2 separate regions of the Homo sapiens genome follow, and region 1 is linked to region 2. Evidence: chromatin loops called from intact Hi-C (ENCODE). Cell type or tissue: GM12878. All regions are shown on one strand.

Region 1 (5,000 bases), 53 kb after region 2:
AAGCTATTCACTTTATTCACTTGCCTTTCTACACCTCCCTTTTTTTATAATAAGATGTCTAATTGGAATGGAGAGTTAGGAGACTTGTCAAAATGTTTTGTTTACACCACTTTTAGTTAGGTTGTATAATGATTTTGGTGGGGTTGGGAGATGTGGTCTTATATGGAGCAGCAGTGGTGATAGAGGAAGTAAAGTAAATTAACACTGCAAGCCTTCTATTTGCTGCTGACATTGAAAATAATTGTTGTGTATCTCATTATATTATTTTTAATTCATTGTATGTGAGTCCGTTAAACATAGTAGGTGATGGCACTTTGAAAATCTATTTGCTGGCTCAAAACTTGTCTATCAATTAATTCTTTCAAAAATAATTATTGATATCTAGAATGTGTCAAAGTGATGGTGATCATCCTTGATGATACAAGGTCAATCAAGATAGATACTAATTTTGCCTACAAAGAGTTTGCAATTGAAATTCATTTGATTTCTCAGGAAGAGTAGGAGAAACTCATCATAACTAATCACTCCCCAAAAGCACATATGTGTTGATTGATATAAAAATAACATACGCCCTGCTACTGATAGAGAGAGCAGGAAAATGAGACGGTCTCTTTCTAACTTGCATCTTCAATAGAAAGATTATGCAATATGCTAGCTGTTTATTCCATACTGAGGGTCCATATTCAGATTCTAAATTCCTCTATATTTTTCCTTTTTTAGAATAATAATACATGATCCACTACCATGGTCAGTTTGTCTATGAGTTAGCTTTATTCAACACAAGTATAAAGTTTCCTTAGAGATCAATGTATAGACATCAGTATTTCATACCTGTGAATATATGATTAGTGAAATGAATGGGAGCAATGATAATATTTATGATTGCTACAGAGAAAAACTACTTAAGCCAAATTGGTCCAGTGTTTTTTTCTGGAAAACTGTTTTACTGGAATGTTGAGAGAGAAAGAGAGAGAGGCAGAGAGAGAAGGCACATTCTTCAGGTAAAATTTCTCCAATCTATGTCCAAATAAATTCATTTGTAAATAATTTATAGTAGTCTTGGTCTTTGGTAAAGTGAGATAGCAGCACCACTGAGACTAACACTAGCGCATTGGAAAACACTGACAACAGGAGAGAACAATCTGTTGTTTATGCATGAGGCATGAAAAGACTTTATAAGTTTGGATAAATGTTCAGAATGCAAACCTACATGATCCATACAGCTGCCACACTATAACCTAGTAAAGTTTCACTGAAGTGCCTGATTCCAGGGAGAGGTCCATAACTTGGTGGAAATTAGAAAACTGACGATTTTGCAGTCACCAACTTGTCCGCAAGTGGAGCTATTTTTTTAAATTGTGTAGGATTTTGAAAAAATTCAGTTGCTTCTCTTCCAATTATTTTGGTCAGTGACATGAAAACATATCTATACTTTTGAGAGTGAGCATGTTTTCTTGGCCAAAAGAGACTGCAAAAGAGAGATTAAAAAAACAGCATTTACTCTGCATATTTGTGTTAGAAAAGGAATTTCTCAATATATATTAAAATGTTGTTATTCCTGTTAAAAACAGAATAAGCTCAGGATGTTGCCGGTATGACTGGAATACTCTGTAGTCACCTTCCATAGGAAAGCAATTGGAAAATATAATTTCCCATTCATTACCTTAAAAATAAGTTTATTATGCCTAATATTCTTTCCATAATATGTTTTTAGAAGCAAGATGGTCAATAGCAAGATTCAAAATTTGCCTTACATATATTTTTTTAAAATTTTCATGATTAATGTTCAACTTGGTGAATTATAGTCTTGATATTAAAAATTATTTAAATTGAGCATACTTATTTTTTTGTTTTCCACTGACATAAACTGTACTTTAACTGCCATTAATAGGCACTACAAATATTTCATTTAACTAATGAGGAAATATACAAATAGATTCAGTTAATATTGGAGTTCATCAATTATTTTTTGAAGAGTTAAGTTGAAAAATGAAAATAAAAAATAGAAGGTGATTTATACATTTCTATCTGTTTGCTCTTTGGAATATGTTTGCCAAGATGAACTATCATTAAATATAAAGTATTTAAAAGTAATATAAACAGAATCTTTAAACATGTAAGTTATGATTTAGTGAAAGCCTTAATTACAATAATAAGCTGTTTGGACTTAATTTTTTAAGGGAGAAGAGAATGATCTCCTTAATATCGAAGAAGGCAATCTTATCAGTGATGTGAAGAACGGATGGTTGGAGTATGGAGGATTGGATCCAAATTAAAGGTGAAAGCCTGCCCACAAGTTATTGCAATAGTCCAGTGAAATGGTTAAGAGGGCCTGTCCTAGGCTAGAAGCCATAGGAATGGAAGGAAAAAGACAGATGTAGAAGGATGCTAAGATAAAGGAACTAGCATCAGTGGGAGTTGAAGCTTGATTACAGGTTGAAAGAGAAGGTGGAATGACAGTCCACACTGGGGTACCCGGCTTGAATCACTTGAAGTGAAATATTCTCGAGGAGAATTCTTGAGGTGGTGTGTGCCTTGGCATGGCTCTTGGGAAAGCTGGTGCTCGCACTTCCAGATTTAACATAGCAGTTGGAACTACCCCTTGGAAGATGCAGAAACAGGCTTAAAAAAGATAGATGAAGACAAACTATGATTGCTTAGAACAAGTTATGTTCTTATTAAAGCATAATTATTTTTCAAGGAAAGCAGAGGAAATTTAGAATTTCAGGTATGAAGTGGCCGGGCGTGGTGGTTCATGCCTGTAATCACAGCACTTTGGGAGGCCGAGGTGGGAGGATCACCTGAGGTCAGAAGTTGGATACAAGCCTGGCCAACGTGGCAAAACCCTGTCTCTAAAAAAAAAAAAAAAAAAAAAAAAAAAAAAAAAAAAAAAAAAAAATTAGTCAGGTGTGGTGGGCACCTGTAATCCCAGCTACTCCGGAGGCTGAGACAAAAGAATCTCTTGAATCCAGGAGGCAGAAATTGCAGTGAGCCGAGATCGCGCCATTGCACTTCAGCCTGGGGGATAAGAGCGAAACTCCCTCAAAAAAAAAAAAAAAAAAAAAAAAAGCCTTCTTCTTTTGGTTTAAAAAATTCAAGTAAAATCCAATAATATACATTTTATACTGAGAAATTAGTCTCAAACAGAGGCTGACTTCACAAAGTTTCCACCAGTATATGCCTTTATATCTAACTTAGAAATCAATTTCAGAGCTGAAACGCCACTGCAAGTATTTCTGAATACTCCTTTTAGTCATCTGCTCAATCACTGCTGCTGTACTATCAGAAATTTTGCATTTGAGCAGTCAGACAGGCACAGACAAGAACCTAGGAGCGCTTACCAGTAACAACCACGAAATGGGGAAAAAGTAGTTGGAAGCTTAAGCTATTTGAGCATACTTTTGATACTATAGCTGGTAATTGGAATTTTTGAGAAATGTAAAATGTATATACACCATTTAAGCCTCAACCTATTTTCCTTTGTTGTGAGTTAATTTCATGCAATTACAAATGATCTTCTGAATTACACGGCACTATGGATGTGTATGGTTTCTCAAACATTAAATGGGTCATTTTCGTAAGTAAATCATACTCAATTAAAATTTTTATCTCTATATGGAGTAAAGTAGGTATTTAATTTTTTTCTCTATAGGTAACCTATTTTCCATCACTACATATTCAATGGAAGGTGGAAAATCATTTACCCTGTAATTTGAAAGGCCATTTGTTTCCTGCATCAAGTTCTATTTATACAGAACTGCCATTCTGGTCTATTTTTAATTTCTCTAGCTTTGTGCCAAAAAAAACACTTAATTAATTAGGATTTATCTCTTAATTATTATGATATTTTGGTAAGGTAATTCACTCTAACATTTCTGTTCTTCAGTGTTAGCGTAATTGAGAACTGAATGGCTCATAAAGAAGGAAACTTGCCTGTTTTGATATTAAACAAGAATAGAAATAAGAAAAACATTTCCCTACACAATTTACATAAACAAGTTCTCAAATAATTTTAATGATTGAACTCAAGTACCTTAGTGGTACAAACAGCTAAAGTTGAAAATTTTGTTTTAAGTTGTCCTGGATTGATATTTCCCACAGGGAATTGGCAAAAGCAAATGCAAATATTCTAAGATGTAAGAAATCAAGTAAATAATAAATAAGCCACAAATAATTTTCAGAGTTAAAGTACCAAAAAAAACTTAGTGGGTCACAGATTTTTTAAAATATTGCACAATAAAAGAAAACAAGTCACCATGTGTGAGCATTAGCTAACACAATAATTAGCCTTGTTAGATTAAAAAAGGCTCCAAAAAATTTGAATCATCAAAGTTGGAATATATTGAAAAAATACATTTTTGTATTAACTATATTAAAAATACATTTTCAAAAATCTTGAAAATATATGTCAACAACAAAAGATTATAAAAAGCAAACCAAGGAGATATATATGTATATATGTGTGTGTGTATATATATACATATAAAATTTGATTTATATATAATTATATATATTTATACATAAACATTCAAATTAAAAATGAAATAAATGGGTTAAACACACTTACAGACAAGTAAAAAGAGAGTGAATAGATAATATAGTTGAAGAATTTTCCATTATTGATCTCAGATATTTAAAGATATGAGAAATACAAAAGAGAGATTTAGAAAGTTCTAAGAAAAAGTGCGAAAATTTAACACAACCAAACAGGATTCAAAAAATATCTAAAAGACATAATTAGGAAGAAATGCTATTTATTCAAAGGAATGATGGATGAGAATTTTCTTTTGTGAGAAACAGAGAATAGAAAGTGCACGTCATGTTTAAGGTTCATGGCTTCATTTGACTTGTAGAGAAATCAGAATTTGTAGACTTTCATTTCCTTAACTTTCTCTTACAGAAATGTTTGTTACACTTTTACTTGGCAGGAAATATTTAGTTTTTTAATACTCAAACACTTTATTGAAGTAGACATTTTCAAGAAGACTGCAAAAAGTCCT
Region 2 (5,000 bases):
ATTGAAACACAAAGCCAGAGAGTTATTAAGGCTAGGATGAGCTACTGAAAAATTATTGGTAACAAATCTGCATTTGTTCCTTCTAAATAAATTTTTTAAAAATTGGAAGATTTTAGGGAAAAAATTTGTCATTGTGATTAGGTTATCTGTGTTCTATAATTGGTACTAATGGAAAGCAGGCTCCTCCCCTCCCACAGAAAGGAGAGAATAGGAGCACTGTCTTTCTTGATGATCACATTTCAAAAGGACAGTTCCAAGGTCCACATGAAAAAGAATCCTGGGATGTAAAACCATCAAGAAGCTAAAAGAAGATTTATATCTCAAAGTCACAGAGAAAGAATTTGGTTTCAAGTTTTCTAAAGTAAATGCTCTAAGGAAAGGAAGATCAAAGACCAGAGAAGAAACCTGTGTACAGTGTAGTCAAGCCAAGGGGAACTTTTAAGGCCATCTTGCTCAGTAACAATCTAATCTATATTGTGAAATTGAACATTACATTTAAGTATTTTCCGTATAATTTATGTGCTAAATCATGAGCATCAGAGTGATTGAAGTGAATATAGAAATGTATAATGCCAGGAAAAATTATGCAGTCTGTTGATGAAAAGTGTCAAGCTCTGTAAAATATTTGAAGAGAATTCTTCTGAGCCAAATATGATTGACCAATGGACTGTGACGCAGCCTCAAGAGGTCCTGAAAACATGTGCCCAAGGTGGTCAGGCTACAACATGGTTTTATACATTTTAGGGAGACATAAGGCATCAATCAATGCATGTAAGATGTACATTGGTTGGGTCTGGAAAGGTGGGACAACTTGAAGTGTGGAGAGGGACTTCCAGGTCATAGGTGGATTCAAAGGTTTTCTGACTGTCTATTGGTTGAAAGAGTTTTATCTAAAGACCTGAAATCAATAGAAGGGAGTGTCTGGCTTAAGATAAGAGGGTGTAGAGACCAAGGTTCTTATTATGTAGATGAAGCCTCCAGGTAGCAGGCATCAGAGAGAATAGATTGCAAATGTTTCTTGTCTGACTTAAAAAGGTACAGAGATTTTCTACAGAATGTAGATTTTTCCCCAAAAGAGACAGCTTTGCAGGGCCATTTAAAACTATGTCAAAGAAATATATTTTGGGGTAAAACACTTGGATTTCTATCAGGGCCTGCTGTCTATCATGTTGGTGTCGCATTATTACAAAGATTCCCTTTGTCAGTCTGAAGGTATCTTTTTTAATGTTAATACTGGTCAGCTGTGCCTGAATTCTAAAGGGAGGAAGGTAGAATGAGGCATGTCCGGCCCCACATTCCCATCATGGCCTGAACTACTATTTCAGGTTTACTTTATGATGCTCCTGGCCAAGAGGAGTCCATTCAGGTGGTTGGTGGGCTTAGAATTTATTTTTATTTTTATTTTTTTTGGTTTACAAGTCAAAACTAACATAGCTCAAATGAAATAAATGATCAGAAAGTGCTTAACCTTCTACATGAAGGAAATATGTACTACATGACATATAAATCAAGTTACAGATGAGCTTCCAAGCACAATTTCAGAAGCACAACATAAGAATGCTACAAAAATGGTTGCTGGATTAACAAGTTTCTTCAAACATTATTTAAAAGGAAGGAATTCATAAACACATTCGTTTTTATGGAAGAGACATCTCCCACTAAGCAATCAAATCTTAATAGGAAAAAAATGGTTTGTGTGAATGAAGCCATTAAAAAAATCCATACAAGGATTTCTATAATTAATTCTAGAAGATAGCATTTCAAATAAAGAAAATTTCAATGACATTTTACACATGGTAAATTAGTTAAAAAAAAAAAAAAGCCAGTTGCCTTCCAATCACCTTCTCTTTTTGTGAGAAACTCAGCAGTATAACACCTATCTCCTGTATTTTCACTCCTTATTAGTCCTGAGTTGGTTTAATCAAGATAAATAAAGTAAAAAATAAAATGAATCCTGAATGGCATTTTCTTTTTGTCTACTCCTTTCTACCCAAATGCTTTTCATTTATTAATTGAGTGTCATTGCCTCTTGTTTCCCTAGGCTTGCTACACAGATCATAAAATGTGGAAAATTTGGGTGTTTTCAGTTTAGGTGACTTTCATTTAACCATTTTTTATACTCTTCCTCCACCCCAGGCTCTGCCAATATCTTGAATGCGCATATACATGTATACACACACACACATATGTATCTGTATATATGTATATTTCAGATACAAACATATTTTCATAAGACACACATATGTAGAAATAGAGACAGTGAAGATATAGATACATAAACATATACACATAAACTATACACATATACATTTATATACACGTATATATAATGGCTTAACTATACTTTATTTATATCTATGTTTGCATTTATAGCTTAATTTTGTCCATATTGAGGGACTAAGTGGCTAAGTGGGCTGGACTCCCTGGGTCAATACGGACTTCCCTAAGGCGATTTTCCCCTAAGCCAAAATGAGTCATAGCTGCAAGCTAAGGGATTGAAACTTCAACCAATCAATGGGGACTTTCCCCTAAGCCAAAATGAGTCACAGCTATAAACTAAGGGATTGAAACTTCAACCAATCGTATAGGGGGTTTAAGCTCTAGCTGCAGCCTGATGTTTTTAACCAATCAGGCCCGCCAACCTGCAAGCAGATAGAAAATAAGCTAATCCTATAGGACAGAAAAAGGAAAAGGGGAGGAGTCATAAGTGGATATAAGCATAAGACACCTAAGCCAGAAATGGCAACCCTTCCAGTTCCCCTTCCACTGTGTGGAAGCTTTACTTTCACTTTTGCTTTACTTTGGCTTTAATAAATCTTGACCCAGCACTCTCTTTAGGTCTGCATGCTTCTCAAATTGAGCTGTAACACTCACTGCTGCGGTCCAAGCCTTCATTCTTTGAAGCCCGTGGAACCACAAACTCTTCAATTGATAAAAACCTTCGATCGGAAGAGACTTCTCATCTCATTTCTGGGGGCCTGTCCGGGATTTCTCTGAAGTGGTGAGTAACATCGGACCCCTTTTGCTTGCTATTCTGTTCTACCTTCTCACTAGAAATTGAAGGAAAACACCAAGCACCTGTCGGCCATTTAAAAGTGACAAGCCTGGCCACCAGACTTAAGACATGGGTGTGAGGCTTTCTGGGAAACGGCTCTTTTACAACCCCCGGCCCTCCAGGCTGGGTGCGTTGGTTTGCCTGAAACCAGTTCCACCTTTCTCTACCTTTACCCAGGAAAAGCCAACGGCTGGCTAAAGGTGGAAAACTGTTGTCCCGGACTCCCAGCACTGATCAGTCCAGATCATGGCACAGTGAGAAGCCGCTATGCTGCAGCCGCCCATGTGTGCATTCCCTGCCTTTTCTGACCCATGCCTCCTGGGTCCTAATGTCCTCAGAGAAAAATTTCTTGGGTCCCTGTTCTCTAGGATCTTTCCTACCCCTGAGTCTAAGAATCTTTTAGCTAGGAGTCTAAGTTGACAGGGGTGGCAATCCCAAGACCCTTGCCTATGGTGCCCCCAGGCTTATTCTTATGCAAATGGGTATCAATATACTTATAGGGGACCTGTCCCTCATAACCTACACCCTAGGCACTATCCGGGACATCAAAAGGCATTCCAGTGGCTGATAGAAGGCCTAGGACATTTTTCCTTTTGTTGCCCAAAACTTACTCCAGATTGTAGAGGCTACTTTAATTACCACCTTTCCTGCCTGGGATCAGTGATTAGAACTGTGGAACTTGTCCACTAGAAGCAGTCAGAGGTATAGGGTGAAAACAATGTAACAGACAATAGGTCCCCCGATTCAAGTCCAAAGGTCAATAAATATTCTTATTTATTGACAGAAAATTTGGGTACAAAAAGCACTGCTCCAACCTTGGTCCTCCAATTTGCCGCTGCCTACCCTAAAACTGTTGTGCTTCAGTGCCACTTTCAAGGAATTTATCTTGCTGGGAAAGCTCCAGGCCCAGAAATATGCTAATTGGTGCCTGGTCTCTGAACTCAAAATATACCCCAAACCTAAGACCTACTCGCAGATGCAAAGGCAATTGTGGGCATGCTGGTAAGGAGCCACTAAAATCCAGTAGCCCCGGCCCCCTTTTTTGTGGCTAAAAAAGGGTGGGAAACAAGTGCGGGCAAAACTGCTATGTCAGTTAAGTGCAATTAAATCTGATAAGCAGTGTTCCATGAGTGATAGTGCACCCTGGAAAGAAAAGGACACTAGAACCATAGGGGACACCCTAGGGCTAGTGCTTACTAGGGGATGACTAGGGGTGTGGGCACTCCTGTGTTCTCCTTTCAGATGGGAGGCGCTCCCTCAAAAGTGAAGCCACCCTTGAGGTATATTCTGGATAATTGGGACCAATTCGACCCTCAAACACTGAAGAAGAAGTAACATATTTTTCTGCAGCACTGCCTAGCCATAATATCCTCTTCCCGGAGGAGATCCATGGCCACCTGAGGGAAGTATAAACTATAATACCATCCTACAGCTAGATCTCTTTAGTAAACGAGAGGGCAAATGGAGTGAAGTGCCATATGTACAGGTTTTTTTCTCATTAAGAGATAACCCACAATTATGTAAAAAATGTAATTTACATCCTACCGGGAGTCCTTAAAGCTTACCCCCATACCCAGGTCTCCCCACAGCTCCCCCTAGTAAGGACTCTCCTTTGGCCCTAATGGCCCAAAAGGAACCAGACAAAAAAATAGTCAAGGAACTGAAAGGTGCCAATGGTCTCAATTGTGCCCCCTCCAAGCCGTGGTAGGAGGAGGAGACTTTGGCCCAGCACGAGTACATGTCCCCTTTCCCCTCTCAGACTTAAAACAGATCAAACCGGGCCTAGGAAAATTCTCAGATAATCCTGATGGATACATAGATGTCTTACAGGGATTAGGACAATCTTTTGATTTAGCATGGAAAGATATTACATTGTTGTTAGGTCAAACATTAACTCCCAATGAAAAAGAGGCCGTCTTAACTGCAGCCCGGAAGTTTGGGGATC

Evidence for each region. A loop is a pair of places that touch in the nucleus more often than their neighbours do. Peaks named below come from ENCODE experiments on the same cell type or tissue, not always from the same donor. Only the 100,000 strongest peaks of a DNase experiment are listed, where the experiment ranks them.
Region 1: it touches region 2 in a loop (4-fold over the local background); 1 of 110 quality-filtered maps calls a loop at or near these places.

What each region holds. Positions count from the first base shown.
Region 1 is chr6:115,048,543-115,053,542 of GRCh38, forward strand. It overlaps LOC105377960 (a long non-coding RNA gene), which reads left to right. Exons shown (of 3, transcript XR_942905.1): 2 at 2,181-2,278; 3 at 4,901-4,938. Among named protein-coding and RNA genes, the nearest start is that of LNCPOIR, 510 kb to the left of the region's middle. In GM12878, no CTCF peak of the experiment used is centred here; no DNase peak of the experiment used is centred here.
Region 2 is chr6:114,995,419-115,000,418 of GRCh38, forward strand. It overlaps LOC107986639 (a long non-coding RNA gene), which reads left to right. Exons shown (of 3, transcript XR_001744318.2): 2 at 2,839-3,001. Among named protein-coding and RNA genes, the nearest start is that of LNCPOIR, 450 kb to the left of the region's middle. RefSeq lists an enhancer at 2,387-2,476. In GM12878, no CTCF peak of the experiment used is centred here; a DNase peak (open chromatin) is centred at 2,553; H3K27ac peaks cover 433 bases.